2 separate regions of the Homo sapiens genome follow, and region 2 is linked to region 1. The links are chromatin contacts, found by Hi-C or POLR2A ChIA-PET in ENCODE. All regions are on one chromosome and are shown on one strand. The core of a region is the stretch at or near the end of the contact, and the rest is flanking DNA. Distances in the headings are between cores, read along the strand shown.

Region 1 (2,700 bases), core at 89-2,588:
TTTTCAATCGTTGCTTTTAGGCACACCTTGAGGTTTTTAAGTTTACTCTGGGGCAAGTCAAAAAGCTTACCTAAAATAAAGCACTTTAAGCAAGAATAAAATGATGCAGCTGGTCCTAGAACACACCGGAAATAAAAATCGTTGTCTTCAAAACCCGAAACAAGAAATGACATGCTTTTAGCAAATTTGACTTTCATGTGCAGGGGGGAGGGGGCACTGTTTTGACAATCCACTAACTACACTGTACATCTACTCCACCTGAAAGTTTAACGAAACTCTTCAAGTTGGGTCACCCAGGGACCGAACTTCTACTCTAAGAGACCCAATCCAGCCTACAAATCAAAGAACATCCCCAAATGGTTTACCCTTCTCCCGACCAAACCCTTTCCCCTGGGCGACAGAATGTTTTCAAGAACACCAACACACCCTCCTGTGATCTCTCTCCAAACACAGGACACAGGAAGAACCGAGGCCACTAGTCTCAGATAAGCGGGTGATGACTGCTGCCACTCCACGGGCGGCCCCTCTGCAGAATGGGGTCGGTCAGGACCGGCGCGCCGGGTAAAGAACAATACACGAGCCCAGCTGCAAACAACACAACTTCCCACGAGTCTGCGCGGCGGGTCTCGGCGGCGGAGAGGACTTCGGAATCCGCCACCGGGCAGGGGCTGGGGGAGGAATGGTGAGCAGGATGAGCGCTGAACGAGGACGGCGAGACCGCCAGCCTCGCTGCGGCTGCCTGCACCGGCGCCCGCCGAGCAGACTGGAGGGATGCAGCCACCAGCCTGGGTTCCACCGCTCTCACCAGGCGACGCGGATGCCCCGACTTCGCTTCTCTGGGAGGCGACCCCCGCCTCCCGGGGCCGCCAGGGCGGTGGGGGGCGGGGAAGGCCTCGCCGGAGGCTTGGGAGCCTCCTCGGCCCGCCACCGAAGGGAAAGCGGTCGGGGCGCGGGGGACAATAGGGAGCGGGGAGCGCGGCCCGCCAGAGTGGCGCCGCTGGCCGGCTGGGCTGACTGACGCGCACGCCGCGAGGCGCGACTGGGCTCCGCTCGGCCCGGCCGCCGCTCCGCCGTGGTCGCGGCGCCCCCGGCGCTCGCAGTCGTGCCTCACCTCCCATCCCCGCCGCCCAGGAGAGGAGCAGAATTAACACTCTCAGCAACACCATCTTCCGCTGCCGCTGCCGCCGCCGCCGCCTCCTCACGGGTTAACAGCAGCACATCGATCCGGAGGGAGAAGCTGAAGGGGCTTGGTCCGGAGCCTCCACGGGAAGCCGGGACCTCCCCTGGCAGGAGAAACGGCGAAGCACCTCCCTCTCGCTCCACTTCAGGGGCCGGCAACGCTCCTAGCTCCTCCAAAACAGGGACCTCCCTCCCCCTCGTTCGTTTCCTTCCTCCTTTCCCCGCTTTCCTTCCCTTGCTCGTTCCCTCTTCTCTCCCCCCCTCCTTCGAAACTCAGACCTCCGCCTCCTTCCTCACCACGTGACGCGCGGGCACCCAACTGGCACGCGGAGCCGCGCCCCTACCTCCCGCCCCTACCCGTCCCCCAGGCGCTTCAGGGGCGCGCGCATGCGCGCGGGGGACGGTTCCCGTGCTGCTAGGCCTGCCGCCGCTTCCTGTCCGCCGGCGGAGAGCTGGGATTGGGCTTGGGAGGCGGGGTTTGTCCTGGTCCCGCCCCGGGGCGGGAGCGCTCCTACGCGGAGATAGTGCTCCGCTACGTGTTAGAGCTGCTGAGGACCTTCCCTTGGGCTAAAATGGTCCGTGGAAGATGTAAGCAGGGCTGCTTTCGACTTCTTAACGTCACAAGTAACAGAGGTTTTTTTTCTTCTTTTTCTGCCTCTCTTGGTGCACCACAGCTACCAAGTAAACAAAAAGTCCCAACAAGCAGTAATTATAGCGGCAGCTGCCCCAGTGATGCGAACATAAATGCAAAGACCTTCAAGCAGCAGGAAAAAAAGACACCATGTCCGAGATGTAATTTTCCGAGCTCTTTACAAATTTATGTCACAGACTAAGGCTTTAGCCTTTGCAAAAGCATGCAACCTGAACCAGACTGTCTTGAATCTCCAGTCCAGAAAATGTCCTCTTTTCTCTCTGTCACATCTTTGAAGCGAATCCACGCACATCTTCTCCCCAACTTCTTAAAGCTTGTGTTTGTTTTCTCGTAACTCATTTTGATTCTTTAAACTTGGATGTCATGAACTAGAACTTTTTATGGCCATTTAATTAGATATTCTTCATCTATTTGGTATCGTGCTTGAGTAGGCCGAATTAGGGAGAGTGTGTGTGTGCGTGTGTGTGTGTGTGTATGTGTAAATTGTTTTGTTTTGCTTTCTAAAGACAAGGTCTCCGCTGTCTCGCCAGGCTGAAGTGCAGTGGTGTGATCATAGCTCACTGTAACCTCCAACTCAAGCCGAATTAGGGAGAGTGTGTGTGTGTGTGTGTGTGTGTAAATTGTTTTGTTTTGCTTTCTAAAGACAAGGTATCCGCTGTCTCGCCAGGCTGAAGTGCAGTGGTGTGATCATAGCTCACTGTAACCTCCAACTCAAGCGATCCTCCCGCCTCGGCCTCCCACAAGTGCTGGGATTACAGGCGTGAGCCACTGCGCTCGGCCTTAATGTTATTGATACTGTAATAAACTGGAATTCCTATACTGTTACCTGTATATTTTATACCATTTATTACCATTAACATAAGTGAAGA
Region 2 (2,706 bases), core at 29-2,528, 360 kb after region 1:
ACTCATGGGATCAAGGGATCCTCCTGCCCCAACACACGGCCCCCCGCCCCCCGCCCCCCGCCCCCCTCCCAGTACCTGGGACTACAGGTGCTCACCACTACACCCGGCTAATATTTGTATTTTTGTAGAGACGGGGTTTTGCCATGTTGCCCAGGCTGGTCTTGAACACCTGGGCTCAAATGATCTGCCCAACAGGCCTCCCAAAGTGCTGGGATTACAGGTGTGAGCCACTGCGCCCGGCCTTTTTTTCTGACTTTTTAATGATGGCCATTCTTGCAGGAGTAAGGTGGTATCTCCTTGTGGTATTAACTTGCATTTCTTCGATGATCAGTGATGTTGAGCATTTTTTCATGTATTTGTTGGCCATTTGAATATCTTTTGAGAAATATCTATTCATGTCCTTTGCCCATTTTTTGATGGCATTATTTTCTTTCTTGCTGATTTGAGTTCCTTCTAGATTCTGGACACTAGGCCTTTTTCCGATGCATAGTTTGCAAATATTTTCTCTTAATCTGTGGTTGTCTATTATTTCTTTTGATGTGCAGAAGCTTTTTAGTTTAATTAGGTCCCATTTATGTATTTTTGTTTTTGTTGCATTTGCTTTTGGGGTCTTAGACATGAATTCTTTGCTTGGGCTGATTATTAGACGAACATTTATTGAGCACCAACCATATACGACAAACGATGTACTAGGTGTTGGGAATACAATGGAGAACTTACATGAATCACCAGTCACACAAATCTCTTTTATCTTTTTTTTTTTTTTTTTGCCTTACTTGAGAATTTGGGTTTTTGAGTAAACGCCATTATTCTCTCTTTTTTTAAGCACACTTTTGCATCTCAACCACCTAACACACTGCATCCCTGAGCAACCCGGAGGGGCCGGTTCCTGCACCCAGGCCAACACAACTTAAACCCCAACACACCAGAAGAGGAATAAAGGCCAACCAACTTCCGCCCACCCACTACAAACGTCGAGAGAAATTCGTAGATGAGGCCTTGTCAAAATTCAGAGGCGTCCTACGTCTGCTTTCCCAATGAGACAGTTCCTTTTTGTTTGTCTCAGAGACTGGGGTTTTTTTTTTTTTAAAAGACTGTAGGCAGAAAAAACACCCCAACCGGCTGTTGTGACAATCAAACGTGTCTAAGAAAATTCAGCCAATGAGAGTGCGAGAGTGCATCTTGTGTTGGCCAATGAGAACAGCGACCCGTGCGCAGGGCCGCCCAATGGGGCGCAAGCGACGCGGTATTTGAATCCTGGAACAAGGCTACAGCGTCGAAGATCCCCAGCGCTGCGGGCTCGGAGAGCAGTCCTAACGGCGCCTCGTACGCTAGTGTCCTCCCTTTTCAGTCCGCGTCCCTCCCTGGGCCGGGCTGGCACTCTTGCCTTCCCCGTCCCTCATGGCGCTGCTCCGACGCCCGACGGTGAGTGTGCCCGGGGACCGCTCTCAGAGGCGAGTCCGTCGGCCCCACAGCTCCCCTGTCGCTTCTCTCATCTGCTCCGAGCTTCTCCGTCCCAACCGGGGCTGCTTTTCTCTTCTCCGGAGCTCACTGCTTCGCCCGCGTCCCTGGCCCTGCGGCCGGTCCTCTCCGGCCCGCCTTTCCCCGTCTGGATTCCGCCCTCCCCTAACCCCTCCCTGCCCCGGGGTGGGAGAAGTGTAGGAAAGCGCTTCCGAGATGGCGCCTGTCAAGTGAGCCCCCAGAGCACTAGGCCTAGTACTCAGCGAGCGATCCCCGAGTGCTCTTCATTGCTAGAGAGTTATCTACTTCCACGTTCCTGGGATTTCCCTCCCCCTTTCTTACAACTCCTTGCCAACTAAGGGACCTGTGATGGCGGCTGGGAGGAGGACTGGAAGGGTTCTGTAGGCAGTAAAGTGTACGGCGTGTTTCATCAGGCAACTGCCAGGCTGTTTTTCAGATTGTTCACATTTCTTTTTGTATGAGTTTCCCATTTATTTCGGCACGCTAAGTCTTCCATGCTACGTTCACTAATAAATGGGTTTGTCCCCTTAAAAAATTAATTTCTTTACTCAAATGTAACAGAGGTTTTTGAATATAATTTGGACCAATGTGGCAGACTGAGAGAAAAGGGTCCAAATTCATTTATTTCATCCTTGCAGAGATCAAAGTGTTATGGTGTTTTGGGTATTTTTCCTGTGGGCTTGAATTGTACCGGGACCTACTTTTTTCCTTTGCCGAAAGCTAGAGGGCCCTGACACACCTGAGTTCCATCATCTTGGCTATAAGGTTAGATAAAAGCTGCCAATTTTCCTATCCAGATGAATTTAAATTGAGTCACATTACCAGGCTTCTACCCATAAGCATTACATTTTCAAACACTTTTTCAGATTGGCAGTTGCTGCTGGAAGAAATTGAAGTGTGACTTTTGAGAATCCTAATAGATTGAATACATTTAGCATTTAATTAATATCCTTTTGTGGATCTAAGTCCAACTGACAAGTAATTTTTTATAATAATGTATTCTATAACGTTATTTAATAGTCAAAACCTTTCTGTTCAGGGAAGGCTTGAGTTTCCCTGGCCCCTCTCTCTGCCTGGTAGATCCACTCAAACCCCTTGTTGGGAGTTTTATTAGAGTCGGGACCCTGAACTCTCAGGGATAGGACATGCTGGTTTTTTGCTTTTTTCTTTTTTAATGAAATGTTTATCACTTCTATAATAAACTTTTTTTGGTATGAGTTGCTT

The links. Hi-C counts contacts between places; a loop is a spot of excess contacts on that map. ChIA-PET counts read pairs that join two places held with the same protein, here RNA polymerase II (POLR2A). Pooled maps may share reads with other maps.
Region 2: a pooled map shows a loop between it and region 1 (5-fold over the local background). The contact joins the promoter of CCNB2 here to the promoter of ADAM10 in region 1. A Hi-C loop is called at or near these places in 7 of 50 pooled maps. POLR2A ChIA-PET finds 5 or more read pairs at or near these places in 2 of 52 experiments (activated CD4-positive, alpha-beta T cell and activated T-cell).

The regions. Positions count from the first base shown.
Region 1 is chr15:58,748,369-58,751,068 of GRCh38, forward strand. It overlaps ADAM10 (ADAM metallopeptidase domain 10), which reads right to left and starts at 1,339. Exons shown (of 16, transcript NM_001110.4): 1 at 1,112-1,339. The coding sequence starts at 1,166. RefSeq lists enhancers at 472-1,107, 559-688, 1,779-1,958 and silencers at 799-1,088, 1,419-1,708.
Region 2 is chr15:59,103,868-59,106,573 of GRCh38, forward strand. It overlaps CCNB2 (cyclin B2), which reads left to right and starts at 1,279. Exons shown (of 9, transcript NM_004701.4): 1 at 1,279-1,425. The coding sequence starts at 1,402. RefSeq lists an enhancer at 802-1,091.